Regions from separate parts of the Homo sapiens genome. Here region 1 is linked to region 2. A link is an interaction called in ENCODE POLR2A ChIA-PET data of the cell type or tissue named here. Cell type or tissue: OCI-LY7. All regions are shown on one strand. Region 1 has its middle 13 kb from the start of RTP4. Region 2 overlaps EIF4A2 (eukaryotic translation initiation factor 4A2).

What was found. Peaks named below come from ENCODE experiments on the same cell type or tissue, not always from the same donor. Only the 100,000 strongest peaks of a DNase experiment are listed, where the experiment ranks them.
Region 1: POLR2A ChIA-PET joins it to region 2 with 5 read pairs; 4 of 35 experiments call an interaction of 5 or more read pairs at or near these places.

The regions. Positions count from the first base shown.
Region 1 is chr3:187,353,188-187,357,187 of GRCh38, reverse strand. No RefSeq gene overlaps it. Among named protein-coding and RNA genes, the nearest start is that of RTP4, 13 kb to the left of the region's middle. In OCI-LY7, CTCF peaks have their summits at 622 and 825 (motif pointing right); no DNase peak of the experiment used is centred here.
Region 2 is chr3:186,788,091-186,792,090 of GRCh38, reverse strand. It overlaps EIF4A2 (eukaryotic translation initiation factor 4A2), which reads right to left. Exons shown (of 11, transcript NM_001967.4): 11 at 2,194-2,966. The coding sequence ends at 2,822. RFC4 (replication factor C subunit 4) reads left to right here. Exons shown (of 11, transcript NM_002916.5): 8 at 241-366; 9 at 1,685-1,765; 10 at 1,836-1,949; 11 at 2,027-2,191. The coding sequence ends at 2,122. Among named protein-coding and RNA genes, the nearest start is that of SNORA4, 2.5 kb to the right of the region's middle. In OCI-LY7, a CTCF peak has its summit at 1,393; DNase peaks (open chromatin) are centred at 1,580 and 2,030; H3K4me3 peaks cover 1,343 bases; H3K27ac peaks cover 3,664 bases.

The sequences.
Region 1 (4,000 bases), 570 kb before region 2:
CAAGTTGCCTGCCACTTTCTAAATAGCCTTTGGATTCTTTCTTCTATGCCTGTTAGTGTTCTTCCGAGTTCTGCCTTCTTATCTCATGCCACACTCCTCTTAGGCGGTGGCACGCATTCCCATGTACAATTGCATTATATATCCTGATGCCCAATACACAGCCCCAATCTCTCCAGAGTTTCCTGATCTTATCCTCAGTTACTCCCTAAAAGTCTCCACTTTGATTTTGAAAATGACAAAATCCAATTTGTCATTTTCTCCCTCAAACCAGCTCCTTCACCTTTATCTGCTGTGTCAGCCAAGGGCCTTATTGCCATCACCTACTAGCACAGCCAGAAGCCTGGATCCCAAGCTGCTCCTCTTTCTCCTTCTTTTTCTGAACATTGAATCAAACAAATCACCATACCCTGAGAATTCTTCTTAGTGAATTAATATCTTTTAAATCCTTCCATTCCCTCTGCTAGCACACTACTTAGGTCACCATTATCTCTGTCCTCCCTGATTCTCTAATCTGTTTTCTAAGCTGTACACAAAGTGACGTTTTGGGTATTCAGTGGCAATTTCATCATGCCAATCCCTCAATTAATACCATTGTTTCTTCTTTAGAGCAAGGCCAAACTTCTCAACTTTACCCCATAACTCTTCATGGCCTGGTCTCTTACCTCTTCAGACCAAGGTTTTTCAACTTTGGCACTCCTGACATTTTGGGCCGAATAATTCCTTGTTGGGGAGGTTGTCCTGTGCGTTGTAGGCTGTTTAACAGCATCCATGGCCTCTACCCACTAGATGTCAGTAACACCACCATGCCAATTGTGATAATTAAAAATGTCTCCAGACATTGCCAAATGTTCTGTGGAGGGCAAAATTCACCCTGGTTGAGATTTACCACGTTAAACTAATTTATCACTACATCCTACACCCTATATGTTTGAAGTTCTAGCCATACTTAACTTTCCTCTACTCTGCTAAGGAACCATTTTCATTTTTTAAAAAATGTGTAATAGTTTTATTGAGATATAATTCACATAGCATACTATCCATTCATTTAAAGTATACAATTCAATGGCTTGTAGTATAATCACAAAGGGGGACAACCATCACCACAATCCATTTAAGAACATTTTATTAACCAAACAGAAACATTATACCCATTGGCAGTCACTCAGTTTTTCTCCAATTCCCCCAACCCTAGGCAATCACCAGTCTACTTTCTGTCTGTGTAGATTTGCCTCTTATGGACGTTTCATATCACATAATACATGGTCTTTTGTGGTTGGCTTCTTTCACTTGGCATAATGTTTTCAAGGTTCAGCCATGTTGTAACATATGTCATTACTTCATTACTTTTTATTGTTGAGTAGTATTCTCTACAATTCTCTACTTTGTACATCATTGCAGTCTCTACATGGAGGTTTGTTCTTACTTTATGGACACTGAATTTTTTTCTCTTTCATTCAAACATTGCTCTTATATTTGTTATATCACTGTCCTTGTACACTGCCAACCCACAGTCTCTACTCTAAGTTCTAGAAGCACAGGTGTATTATGAGTGGCTTCAACAGGCCAATTTAGAAGCCATCTTGCTGTGATCTCATATTAATAATTGGGTTTCTCCTGAATGAAGTCTTTCTTAATCCTCTTTCTCTATCAACCTCCATTCCTCACTTCTCTTTTCATCCTTGCAGTTGAGTTTGGTAAGGTCAGAACTTTTGGGTTGTTACTATAGTGCCCTGTGCATATTTTTATCAAAGCATCACATCATCTGATACCTGTCTTTCTCACTAGTCTAAACATTTTGAAGGCAGAAACTATATGTTACTACTAATATATCCAGTACCTGACACATTGTCTGGCGCAAGTTAAGCATTTAAATAAATTTTTTGTAGAAACAAAGAAAGGAAGGAAGGAAGGTAGAAGGAAGGAGGAAGGAAGGAAAGAAGGAAGGAAGGAGAGAGAAAGAAGAAGAAAGAAGGAAGGAAGGCAGAAAGGGAGGAAGGAAGGAAGAGAAAGAAAGAGAGAGAGAGGGAGGGAGGGAGAGAGGGAGGGAGGGAGGGAGGGAATTAGTCCTTTGATAACCTGCTTTGTATTGTGATTTTCTTGGATGCAGGCCTGGCTTGGTGCTGGTCAGGCTTCCCAGAGCTGGAGTCTTGCCTTTTCACAAAATATGGAAGTGGCAACAAGAACTTCCTGTCAGTCTCTGTGACGACCTGCCCAAGTCACTGATGGCTGCCTTGCCTGGCTTTTATCTTAGATGTACACATGACCACTTCTCCTGGATTCCATGTTGGTGCTCTTCCCATGGACTCACTGACTGAGCTGCTGTCTCTCAATGTTCGTGGTTCTTTTCTGAGCTTGTGTGTGAGCATGTCTCTTGAGCCAGCTGGAAGCTCAATGCAGGCAGGGCAGGGGAAGCAGACAAGCTCATTTAGGAAGCTGGATCCACTGCTGCGGAGGTCAGGGAGTAAACATGGCGGCCTCCAATGGGAGACACTAAAGAGTAGATTCTTTCTTACTCGTTGTTGATTGAGGCAGTATGGAAAGATTTGTTTTGTTTTATATGTAGGTTTAATTTTATTTTTTATGTAACAAACAAAGCCCTGTTTGAAGTGTTTTACAAATGTTAACTTGCTCAATCTTCATAACAACTTCACGGGGTAGCTGCCATTTTTATTATCCCTGTCGAAATACTTTGTGCACACAGCTGATAAGTGGAAGAGCCAGGATTCCAAACCAGATAGTTTAACTCTAGAACCTTGCTTTACTGCCTCTCTCATTGCTGGGCCTTCCCACATGAGCTCTCCTTGTCTGGAGGCTCCTTCAGCATCTCTTTACCTGGCCCATGCCGACCTGCCCTTGAAGTATTACTCAGTATTCTCCTCTAATAAATAAGCTTTTTCTGCTTCCCCAGGCCTAGATTTGGTGCCTGCTCTATGTGCTTCCGTAGCACCCAGGGCATCTTGTATAACAATTTCACACTACAAACCTATTGACTTGACTGATCTCTTCTATGACTTAAACTCTTTAAGAGCAGGAACATTTCTTTGGCTGGTACACATTGCACTCTCACGCTCAGTAATGAAACACAGTTGACCCTTGAACAGCACAGGTTTGAAGTGAGTGGGTCCACTTATACATGGGTTTTCTTCACCTCTGCCACCCCTGAGACAAGACAGCAAGACCAACTTCTCCCCCTCAGTCCACGCAATGTGAAGATGACAAGGATGCAGACCTTTATGATCATCCACTTTTACTTAACGAATAGTAAATCTATTTTCTCTTCCTTATGATTTTCTCAGAAACATTTTGTTTTATCTAGCTTACTTTATTGTAAAAATATAATAAATAATATATATAATACAAAATACATGTTAGTAGGCTGGTTATGTTATCAGTAAGGCCTCCAGTCAACAATGTGCTATTAGGAGTTAAGTTTTGGGGGAGTCAGAAGTCGTACACAGATGTTTAACTGTGTGGTGGGGGCGGGTTGGTGCCCCTAACCCCCACATTGTTCAAGGGTCAACTGTACCTGGCAAGTAGTACATGCTAAAAAAAATTGCTTACATATATAAGTAAATCTAAATATTCCTATTTTAATATTAAAGTATAATGTCATTCTATAAATGCCCATTAGCCTCCCTGCTCCCCACTCATTGAGTTTGACTTAACAGAGTATCAAAGTAAAATAAAAATAACGGGTAAGAGGTTTTCCCAACTTTGCTCTCAAAACTGAATCACACTATTTAAACAAACTACATGATTAATATAGTAGATTCACAAAAGTAAATAAATCTATCCCTGTGTATCTCTACCACTTGCGCACTTGGCTAATTCTGAGAACACACTTAGAAGAGGCATTAAAAACCTGAATATATTACGGATGACTATCCCTTAGCCATTTAACCCTTTCACCTGGGTAGCAGCTGTGTGGCGGAGCAGGAAATAGTGAATTAACGCCACCTCAGCCCTGGAGGCAGCGGCAATGCCAATATGAGTATAAGCC
Region 2 (4,000 bases):
AAATGGGATAAATATGGAACATTTTTTCATCTCTGCAAATTTATTTCAGAAGCAAGAGATCTCTATCCTTCCATTGTACCCGGCCCCTAGACTGATCATATTTTCTCCCAAAACAGAAATGTTTTTTCTCATTAACTCTAGACTAAAACAGGGTTTTTCACTTTTATTAAACATTTTAAAATTAAAGTTATAAATCCTTAATTGGCCATCATAGGTTAAAAACAACTCTTTTCTCTTCAGGGAATAGCTTATCTTGTTAAAGTGTCAGAAGGAGACTTAAGAAAAGCCATTACATTTCTTCAAAGCGCTACTCGATTAACAGGTGGAAAGGAGATCACAGAGAAAGTGATTACAGACATTGCCGGGGTAAGAGTACTGGATATTCTGAATTTCTTTTTAGTTGGCTTTTTTGTGGCTTTTAGGAAATTTTCATCCAACAAATACTGGGTGTTTAGCAAGTGCCAAGTACTGCACTAGGAAGTATAAGGGAATAACCTGGGAGTATCAGAGTGTTTGAGGTGAGGAGATAGCACTGACTTTTCAGTTTGTCAGGCATGTAACAGACATTTCAGGAAAGAAAAGGACACTTTCAGTTGTTAGTTTTTTTGTTTTTTTTTTTTTGAGACAGAGTCTTGCTGTGTCGCCCAGGCTGGAGTGCAGTGACGCAATACCGACTCACTGCAACCTCCACCTCCCGCCTCACCCTCCCAATTAGCTGGGATTACAGGCACCTGCCACCATGCCCAGCTAATTTGTATATTTTTAGTAGAGACGGGGTTTCACGATGTTGGTTGACCAGGCTGGTATGGAACTCCTGACCTCAGGTGATCCGCCCCCCGCTTAGCCTTCCAAAGTGCTGGGATTATAGGTGGGAGCCACCGCACCCAGCCTTCAGTTTTTAGATTTTATAAGAGATGCCTTTGGCAGTTAAATCAATTTTAGCAGATGTTCTTATACATGAAAACTATTTTGCCAGTTGTATATAAACAAAAGGCATATCCAACTTACAGTAATCATTTATTAAAGAGAATGGAGTACCCCACTTGTCTTTGGATACTCCCATGTAAAAACTCACTTCAGAATCACTACTACTTAACAACTTTTGTTTCTGTGACATTTTTCACCTGCACGGTAGGCCTTCCATATGACAAGACTGGTACCACTAATCCTCTTTGTTTCTATGACGTTTTTCACCTTCACGGTAGGCCTTCCATATGACAAGACTGGTACCACTAATCCTCTTTAATTTTCTGGATATTGTGGACTTTTTAAACCAATCTCATTAGTGGCATCTTTACATGGAGACATTGAGAGAAAGGGCACTTCCCCTTTAAAGAAATCAGTCTTTTTGATTGATCTTGGCCACTGTTCTGAGGAATCGTTATAGCCGCTAGGGGAAAACTTAATCTTCATCCACTGACCAGAACAAGCTATAATCCATGTGTGCCCAAACTTGGAAGTTCACAAAGCCATTAAAGGGCTTTAAAAGCACAGTTGTTAGCACCTTGGTTGCTTAGTGGTGACTGGAGTTACTCTGGCCCTTTCCGTTCTCCCAAAGCCTTCCCAGGAAAGTATGGAACTTAGGTGTGGAACAGAAATGACTGGGGGCACGGGGGCCAGTTGGCAGAGTGTATGTCTAGTCTCACCTAGAAACATCTTTAATACCGAACATTCAATTACCTAGGTAATACCAGCTGAGAAAATTGATGGAGTATTTGCTGCCTGTCAGAGTGGCTCTTTTGACAAACTAGAAGCTGTGGTCAAGGTAAAGTCAGCTTACTAACTTTGGGGAAAGGAATATTAAGTCATCATACCAAAAGTTTTTTTTATTATAGGATTTAATAGATGAGGGTCATGCAGCAACTCAGCTCGTCAATCAACTCCATGATGTGGTTGTAGAAAATAACTTATCTGATAAACAGAAGTCTATTATCACAGAAAAACTTGCCGTAAGTAGGTACTTTGCACATGTCAATGGAACATTTAACTACCTGAAGGATGCTAATTTCTTAAATTTTTCTCGTAGGAAGTTGACAAATGCCTAGCAGATGGTGCTGATGAACATTTGCAACTCATCAGCCTTTGTGCAACTGTGATGCAGCAGTTATCTCAGAATTGTTAACGTGAATATATCTGGATGGGGGGTTTTGTAAATAATGAAGTTGTAATAAAAATAAAATGACCAAAAGCACCTTTAAAGTGAATATACAATTTATTTAACATTCAAACTTCATTAAGACATGTGCAATATGGCAATTTTACTGGGGATTAAACCCTACCTAGGATTGCTTGCTGGGGCTTAGCAACAGGGTCCAGTTCACACTTAGCACTAATTAAATACTTTATTGAATAAATACAATACCAAACAAAATGCATTCAAATGCTTTCTAAAAAAATTTTAAAGGCCTTTCTACTCAGGCTAATGACAAACACAATAAAGGCAGATATGCTAGTTTAACATAATTGGCTGATTTTATACAGCACTTATATCTTTTAGTCCACAAGTATATTATTAAATGATAGAGAACATCTAATACAACCATTTCTACAGAACTAGGAAATAAATTTCTAAGAAAGAAAGATTTTACAGACCCCATCTTTTATACCCACCCCAACAGTCTAACTCTAAAGAGGATAAAGCCAATGACTTTCCTCACAAGAGCTCACGACTAACGTCGCTTTGCTATCAAAATCTGTATTTCTGATCCGTTATGAGCATTGAGACAAGATTCAAATATTCCCAAAGAAAGAAGCACAATGCACGTTGTGATCGCCTATTCAGCAACAGCGAGCACTGCATCCAAAACTCTCATCCCAGGAATTAAATAAGGTCAGCCACATTCATGGGCATCTCCTCCACTGTAGTATTGTAGAAAGTCTCAATGTCACGAAGAATCCTCTTGTCTTCTTCAGTAACAAAGTTTATAGCCACACCTTTCCTCCCAAATCGACCCCCTCTGCCAATTCTGTGTAAGAAAAAGAATCAGAACGTTACTTCTCACATAATGTATAAACTACTGAACATGACGATCCACTTGTTAACCACCAGCTGCTGTTTACTTATCAAGGTTATAGTTCGTGCTTCTAACTGGAGCACTAGCTGCTAATGCATATCTAGAGAAAAAAATCTTCCTTTGCAGTTAGTGCCAAAAGGATTCAAGGCTTGTCTGGCTGCAAAATGAGATTTTTATCAGGCATCTTGAGCATTATTATAAAGCAGATGACAGTATCGTGTTTGGGGTAGTGAAATTAAAGCCCATACCAAAGTGGGCCAGCCAAGAGCAGGTGTCAGCCTGGGACAGATGTGAACACCAGGAATAAAAGAGCAGTTATGTAATCCATTTCGACGCACTTCTGGAACTGTAAACTGTAAACAAATGCTGCAAAGGTTAACTATTTTCTAAAACTTACTTTTTTCCAGTGGGAAAACAAATATTTGGTATGGTAACCCAAACTTATCACTGCTTTTTTGCTCAGTTTCACACGTTGTAACTCAAATTACTCTAAACGTGTTTAACTGCCAAACAGCTACCTGCATGTTAGAAACCAGACAATACAAACCACCTAATAAGAAAGGTTCCCTAATAGAAATACTAATACAAAAAAATGCCTTAGCTGGAGCAACTTAAAAATCAAATAATCATGACAAAAGAAAAACAAATATAAATACCGACTCGCTCTTTATTCAAACAGTGTGCTGTTTCGCTTATGATTCCACGTCCTAAATTACGTCAACGCCGTTTCTGAGTGCCATCTCGTCACCAACTGCTGCTATCGACTCCTGTATTTTTTAAAAAGTCTTTTTTTACATCATATAACAAAGTACAATTCAATTTATTTAGGGATAAAGCCACTATAACTAAACCAGGGTTCACTCAAATTGCTACCAGGCGACACCAAGAAAATCCCAACTATAGAAAAAATCACCAAGAAAAACACATGGACACAAGAACATCACTAAAAGCTCAAGCATAAGGTAAGACCAACAATTGTGGAAAAA